Regions from separate parts of the Homo sapiens genome. Here region 2 is linked to region 1. Evidence: chromatin contacts called from ENCODE Hi-C or POLR2A ChIA-PET data. All regions are on one chromosome and are shown on one strand. The core of a region is the stretch at or near the end of the contact, and the rest is flanking DNA. Distances in the headings are between cores, read along the strand shown.

Region 1 (4,052 bases), core at 588-3,087:
CACAATCTTGGCTCACTGCAAGCTCTGCCTCCCAGGTTCACAACAGTCTCCTGCCTCAGCCTCCCGAGTAGCTGGGACTACAGGCGCCCGCCACCATGCCCGGCTAATTTTTTGTTTTTTTAGTAGAGACGGGGTTTCACCGTGTTAGCCAGGATGGTCTGGATCTCCTGACCTCGTGATGATCTGCCTGCCTCGGCCTCCCAAAGTGCGTGAGCCACCGCGCCCAGCCATAAATTTTAATGTTCTATTTCATCACCTAGGGATATATTGCTTTACAGAGGAAAACAATATATTGAGCAATATGTTATGAAAATGATTTGACTTAATAATCCAGAGCTATTTAGTCTCCTACAGTCATACAGCATTATAGAGGAAACACTTCCAATTAGCCATTTTTTCAAATGACATTTACTGAAGGCCATTCTGAAGGTAAATAATTTCTTCTATTTCATAAATATTTTCTTGAAAAACACCCATGAAATATCTCACAAATGAGTAAATCAAGGTTCAGAAAGGTGGAGTCTTGCCCACAGGACACACAATCAATAACAAAGCCAAGATTCAAAAATCAAGACACTAATTCCAATCTGCTTTCCACCATACAAAAATGCCACTCACCCCCAAAAATCTCATCATCTGTGACATGTACAAAAATCACTGTAACTAGATAAAAAAGAATGAGTACCTTAAAGGAAACAGACAGGACAATCAGAATTAAGAAACAAAAATTTTTTCTTCATTTTCACTACTTAAAAGATTTTTAACTAGTTGATGTATATAGAGTCCACCTTTCAAAGTATCCACAAATGCTCCTAAATAAACACCAAAAGTGTTTGAATCCTATAAAGTCCTAAGACTGTTTCCTAACTTAATGTACGATCTCTCCACAGATTTAGGCACTTTTTGGGGGGGAATAAATAAAAGGCAGCCTGTACAGTGACTTTGCCTTCAGAAAGCTCTGTGTAAATCCCAGCTCACAACTTGCCTACTAACAGCAAAACCTCATGAGGTCACGGGGTTAAAGAACCTATACATGTACTTTTAAAACAGTCATTATCACTTACAGTTATTATTGTAAGAGCATGCAAATAATAACCTATGGCTGTCTGAGATTTTAACACAAAATGTTGGATTTTGCTTTATTTTTGGTGTATACTTCAAACTATCTACCTTTTACTAGTATGTTTCCTAAAATGTTTACAAATTCTCTGTCCTGACCACCCCTGGTCTAGGGTTCATCCCCTGACTATAAGATCAGGGTCCCTCTTTACTTACCCTTTCCTAGCAGTTCTAACAGTAACAACTCATTACCCCCAGGCTAGATTTTAAGTTCCTTGAAAGCAGAAGCTGTGTCTTGTGCACTTCTCAATCATTCATCGGAGTACTACATGTGCTTTACACTAATCTAGGTCCTAAAAATACAGCAGTGAACGAAACTAAGTTCCTGCCCTCTCAGAGCTTATATTCTAATAAGATAAGAAAGACATAAAAACAAATAAATAGATATCAGTTAGGAATAAATACCATACTATTTTAAAAGGTGGGCTATGGAGTCTTGTGAGAGCTGGGGAAGTTGCTATTTCACATAGGCTATCAGAGAAAGCCTCACGTATATGAGAACCTGCAAAAAGTGGAGCAGCCACACAGGTATCTGGAAAAGAGGAGTCATCCAGACAGAGGGAAAAGCAAGCACAAAGGCGCTGAAGCAGGAACATACTTCTTGGCAAGAAGAGTAAGGCGGCAAATGTGTGTGTGGTTGAGACAAGAGAGACACAGGAGAGGGCAGGCCCTGAGAGCAGAAGAATGACATGATCTGAAAGAATCACAGAGGCGTCTGTGTGGAGAATAAAGAACAAAAGCATTGAACCTCATTAAAGTACTGCAATAATCCAGGAGAGAGAATGGTGACGAACCAAGGGAATGATGATGGCCTGATGGCCGTGATGATGATGGTGCTGGTGAGAGGAGGAGGAGGAGGAGGAGGACGAGGAGGAGGAGGAGGAGGAGGAGGAGGAGGAGGAGGAGGAGGAGGAGGAGGGGGAGGAGGGGGAGGGGGAGGAGGAGGAGGGGGAGGAGGAGGAGGGGGAGGAGGAGGGGGAGGAGGAGGAGGAGGAGGAGGAGGAGGAGGGGGAGGAGGAGGAGGAGGAGGAGGAGGAGGAGGGAGGAGTCGTCGTCTAGTTAGGTTTTGAAGATACAGCCCCTATTGCTCATAAGCAATAAGTGGCTGAGAACTCTAAAACCAGCAGTCATGCTAACCGCATGTACTGAACTTTGGAAGTTCATTTCTCAAGGCTCTCCATCTTATTATCCATTTCAGGTAAAGGTCTGAACTGATTAAGAACAGCTCAGCACCTTCTGGTTTGGGAAGAGTGGGACTGCCATTAATTGAGATAAGGAAGTCAGAAGCAATCTCAGAAAGTGTCTAGTACATGGTAGACACTCAAATATGTGAGAATTCAGTTTAACTGAACTCCCAAAATGAAGGAAGTAAACTCAATGTCCTGGTTTCCATTTGCTCTAATATTCTTTCAGTAACATTTGCTAACTACACAAAGAGACTTAACCATGACCACACAGTTTACTACAAGTGTTAAAAAAGAAATCTTACACTGGACCCAGCAACTAATCCTTACCTCTCAAAAATCATTTTCAGTTTTAAATCTACAATTCTTCTGGACATAGAAGAAATTTGCTTTGAAAATTTTGTGACAGCCTGAGGATTCTTAAACCCAAAGTAATTAACCCGTTCATTAATGATGTCATATTCCTGGAAGGTATAGTAGTGCAAATAGAACTCCCTAGGCCAAAATTAATTGAAAATTATAATACTTCACGATAAATTTTCAGAATGCAACAAGACTGAACAAGTCCCCCTAATAAAACAAGCCACAAGCCATCAGCATTTCTTAATGGCTTTTTTTTTTAACCTCAAACAATAAGTCCCTTCAAAACAATTTCAACGAAAAATGTGAATCTGCTTGAGAATGTGCACATCTTCCCTCAAGCAGACACTTTTCCTGCCAATTAGTGAAACTGAACTTCACTTAGGGAAGAATTGGGTGTCCTCACCTTTTGCACTTCTCATAGTGGTCCTCCGGGATTTTCTAACTCAGCACCCTGTCTCTAGCTCCACAAAGAACCTCAAAGTTAGCAGAAATACATTCAAAGGAATTCTCCTAAAATAAAAAGTTCAGATCCTTTCCTCCCCTCTGACTACTTTAAAATTTTATATGAAGCCTTAAGTAACATCTCTGTCCACACGAGTTTCCCTAACGCCCCACCCTAACCTGTGCTTTAGAAACTGCGCTTAACAACTTTCAATGTTGCTTTAAAAACACAGATGATTCAGAGAAGCTGATCGCACCGAATTCAGCAACAGGCAGTACTCTCTCTCCCTACTCCTATCCGCCAAAGGCCTTGAACCAAGCCAAACAAATCTGCTGAAATGCCAGCCAGATTCCCCGTTATCTCCCCGCTCCCTCCCCCCAGGGAGGCCAGGAAGCACCACGGCCACCGGCCACGGGGCCGAACAGAGAAGAACCGCTGCGAAGCACAACAACGGTTTTTTAGAGGCAGGAGGGTTCCGAGCCGGGTTTTCAGCCACCACCCAGGACCCCTGGAGGACGAGCCCGGACGACCCCCACACACACTCGGAGCAGAGCCGCACGGTCCCCCGCGCTCCCGGGGCTCCGCACGCGGATTAGCGGCGAGGCGGCGGGCGGCCTCTCCCGGGAGCCCCGGACGAGGGCCGCGGCGGGGGCGGGCAGTGCCGGATGCCGGGCGCCCGAGGAACCCAGCGTGCCAAGGATGGATGCGGCGTCCCCTAAAGCCGCAGAGCGCTCGGCGCCTGCCACACAGCCCCACGGGCGGGGGGCCCCGGCGGGGACGGCCTAGCCGAGTGGCCGCAGGAGGGAACCCCGAGAAGGGGCCTAGGACGCTGCCGCTTCCCAGTGAGCGGGCGGGGGCGGCCGGCGCGGGTTGCCGTGGGCTCGTTGCTCGTGTCACCTCCGAAACCAGGAAAGCCCCGAAGAGAGGAGTGGGAGCACGCAGTG
Region 2 (4,052 bases), core at 581-3,080, 680 kb before region 1:
TTCTCCTGGGCAGTGTGCAGTAGAGGGAGGCCCTTCCCTATCACAGCATCTTCAGTAACTTGACTTTGAGAGTAACACTCCACCTACCATGAAGACAAGCCTATCAACACTGTTGATCAGTGGAGCAACAAATGCCACTGCCAAGAGCCCATGGGCTCCTCTGTCTTCATTAATGCATTCCTCTCTATAGGATTCAAGGAGAACACACTTCATAGACAATTATACACTCGGTGCAAAATTGAAGAAGTCCTGTGGGGCCACAGAAACCAAGATGAGTAATGGCTTGGAAAGGGTCTCCTCCTCAACAAGCTATGCAGGATATAGGCAACATTATAATTATTCTATAACTTAGTATTTTCCACTTATAAATTTCCTTAGTACTCTGATCATGGTGACTATCTAAATGAAAACAAAAGGCCAGGTACGGTGGCTCACGCTTGTAATACCGCACTTTGGGAGGCCAAGGCAGGCAGATCACTTAAGGCCAGGAGTTTGAGACCAGCCTTGCCAACGTGGTGAAACCCCATCTCTACTAAAAATACAAAAATTAGCTTGGCACAGTGCTGCACACCTGTAATCCCAGCTACCTGGGAGGCTGAGGCACGAGAATCGCTTGAATCCAGGAGGCAAAGATTGCAGTGAGCGGAGATCGTGCCACTGAACTCCAGCGTAGGTGAGAGAGTGAGACTCTGTCTCAATAAATAAATAAATAAATAAATAAATAAATAAATAAATAACACAAAACACATACATACTCAAAGGAAGATAAGTAATTCAGGTTAATCTGAATGCAGCCCTACTGCCTAGTCTGTGCCTCCATAAGGAGGATGTGGCTATCACTTGGACTTCTATCACCAGTACAGATCCACCTTAATGTCCAATGGGCATTAAGTGAGGAACTCAATAAAGTACAAAGAAGTAACATGATGCATGTTAGCTATATTATTACTGTCATTTAATCCTGGTTCTCAATATAAACATACACTCACTAGCAAAATGGCAAAGAGAAGTGGGCATGAGAAAGGACTGGAAAGAAAAGCATCAATGGCATGTTGCTTATTTTACTAAATACAAACAATGGGATTCCTCTACTGATCCAGTATTTTTCCAGCAATGGACCTGGCTTCTATGTTGGACTAAAATAGCCTCTGAAGTCTAAATTTGTAAAATAATGTTTATAAAAACAACATAATAATAAAGTGATTATAGCTTCATCAGCCAAATATGATTTTTACATATAATATCAGCTGTATAGCATACTTTAGTAAAGTACTCCCCCTCCACCCCCTCCCCACCTGAGACTTAGCCACAGTGAAGTCAGGAATGCATTAGGCAGCCAAATGGAAACTACCCGGTGATAAGCGGCTGAGTGACAGCCAGGTCAGCTCTGCCACACCTTGGTGCTAGAGGATAAATTACATCTGACACTGATGTACTCCTTCAACAAGAAGACTTGCTTTAAGGTTCTGATTAGGAAAAATGAGTTAGTCTGCTAATTTCAGTGAATCAAAGTTGTCTATTATAAGACAGAGTTGTTTGTTTAGATATGTTTTATACTATATAAAAGTATAAACAACAATTTTTAAAATGTACAGTTTATACTTTACAGAGCTTAATTTCTGCTCCAAATTTTGTTATCCAGAGCCACTATTTGTGGTATATTATCATACTGTAACAAATTGCCTGTCTGACTTGAAAGTTGTGTGGCCCAAGAAAAGCTCTTACAGTAACCACTCTGTGTAACTGACTTCCACTGAACAACTTCCTGGATTAACCACTGCTCATAATTTCCCTGCAAACCATGCTGACAAATACCCAATGGCACTAGCAGTCTAGTGGGTGATCCCTAGGTGCCATACATACTTTCTGTTCCTGCCAGCTGGACCTCATGCTGACAAAGAGTGAGCTGTTTATACCAATTGACTTGCTATTTTAATTATGAAATTTAATCATGAAAGCTGATGAAATATGAGTACAAAAGATAAACGTTGTTCCTATTAAAAACTAAGGCTTTATACAAACTTAATAAAGGCAAGTCATTAAAAAGAAAGCTGTTGGATTAAATGTGGGCAGGACAGCTATGAAAAAATGAGAAAAAATTTATGAAATCTAAGATTTTGTACTCAGATTATGTTGTTAGTCTCTATGTTTTTATTCTTATGGTTTAGCCTATTAACACAATTAAGAATTTAAAAGAGTAGAATCATTGTCAAAGAAAAGCCCTTGGTCTCACAAGAGTTTGGCAAACATATTCTTATATGTGTTAATGATAATAAAACAGTTTGAATGTATACTTTTTAACAATTCCCTGCTTGAGTTGATATTTTCAATTCACTAGTTCCAATTATGCTGGGTAAAAGGGTATTTTCCATGCTTCAAGTTAGTAACTACTGGATTAGTGGGTATTAGATTTATGAGGTTATTATGAACAAACAGGATTAATCTGGAATCTAGGCATTCACATTTTTATTCCAGACTTTTGAAAGATAAAATACTTTAAGATTCTCCATCTCTTTAACCTAGCAGAGATCAGAGAACAGTGATTAAGAACATGACTCTGTTCAGACAGCCTGGCTCCAACATTTACTAGCTCCATGAGAGTCTTATCACTTAAGCTCCAGTTTTCTCAACTGGAAAATAAGGTTAACAATAGTACCTACCTTCCTGGGCATCAAGAGATTGAAATGAGAAAATGTGGCATAGCAAATGCCTAGTACAGTGCCTGGTACACAGTAAGTACCCAAAATGTTCATTATTATAATAATATTATTATACTGCCTAATAGGAAAAAAGTACCCATTATTACATAAATTAGATTATAACTAATATGTTTCAGTGTCAGTTTTGGGTGGAGGCCATTTTGCCTCCACCTATCGACAGCTCAGACACACCTGCAGAAAATTTGCACAGGTACAGTAAAGCAGGGGTTCTCAGCTAGGGGTTAGTTTACCTCTTAAGAGACATTTGGCAATGCCTGAAGACATTTTAGGCTGTCACAACTAGAGGGAGGAGGAAAACCTACTGGCATTAATAGTGTGGAAGCCAGGGATGCTGCTAAGCATCCTACATCCTACAATACACAGGACAGCCCCCTACTCCACGCTACCCCAACAAAGAATCATCGCACCCCCAAATGCCAAGTTGGCAAGAATGAGAAACCTTGTACCTTAAAGGACAGTGTAACAGAGATGTAATTTCTAAAATATAAACTTCAGAAAATTATTCTGAGAAGATAAATGTTTAAAAATGACATCAGGGTATGCAATACATATTGATTCCAAGACCCACGCTATAGATATGTAGGAATGAGACATGGATGTTTAGTCACGAGACAAGATTGTTTCCGTCAACAAGCCTTCTGGAATGGGACCTATCATGTAGTAATATTAAGATATGCTTTATTCTAAAGCAATTGTTATAAAGCTATGAGTACTATATTTGAAACTAAACTTCACTCATAATTTTAAATACCATTCAATAATTTTAAATAATTTTAAATACCATTCAAAACCCCAAAACAGTGGAAATCAAAACACTGTGAGAATAGCTTGCAGACAGGGAGCCTCTCGCCACAGGCCTCTTCACTTGGCTACAGAGATGACCAATCTAGCTAATGGAACACAGAGGTATGTCCTTCGTGGGTAAGCATCCTGTTTCCTCGTTTGTCTACCTGGATGACTTAAACTCATTCCTTAATTAACGCTGCTCAAAAAGCTTGTAAGGGTTCACTTATACTACTTACTTTTCGGTAAATCACAATGGTCTTTCTTAAAAGTATGAGATAAAACTGTGTATAATCTCAAATATATATGTGTGTATATATGTGTGTATATATGTGTGTGTGTGTACATATATATATATATATATATATATATATATATTTTTTTTTTTTTTTTTTTTTTTTACTCTCCCACTCAAAGAAAAGATTAGAAAGGAAGTGGCCCTTATGTCAAAGGTACTTCTCTCTTCAGTGCCTTTTCTACTCAAAGACCGAGATTTGATTCTTGGCACTGAGACTTATTGGCTCTGTGACTTTTGTCAAATAATGTAAT

What was found. A loop is a pair of places that touch in the nucleus more often than their neighbours do. ChIA-PET counts read pairs that join two places held with the same protein, here RNA polymerase II (POLR2A).
Region 2: a map with no recorded cell type shows a loop between it and region 1 (12-fold over the local background). The contact joins two enhancer-like sites. A Hi-C loop is called at or near these places in 1 of 37 single-sample maps with no recorded cell type. POLR2A ChIA-PET finds 5 or more read pairs at or near these places in 2 of 52 experiments (H1 and PC-3).

Annotation. Positions count from the first base shown.
Region 1 is chr14:70,908,141-70,912,192 of GRCh38, reverse strand. All of the region lies in intron 1 of PCNX1 (pecanex 1), which reads right to left. Among named protein-coding and RNA genes, the nearest start is that of PCNX1, 2.7 kb to the right of the region's middle. RefSeq lists a silencer at 3,582-3,921. Within about 2 kb of position 1,837, at least 2 of the 41 ENCODE cell types and tissues checked have a DNase peak (open chromatin) inside an H3K27ac peak, as active enhancers do.
Region 2 is chr14:71,589,874-71,593,925 of GRCh38, reverse strand. All of the region lies in intron 5 of SIPA1L1 (signal induced proliferation associated 1 like 1), which reads right to left. Among named protein-coding and RNA genes, the nearest start is that of SNORD56B, 190 kb to the right of the region's middle. Within about 2 kb of position 1,830, at least 4 of the 41 ENCODE cell types and tissues checked have a DNase peak (open chromatin) inside an H3K27ac peak, as active enhancers do.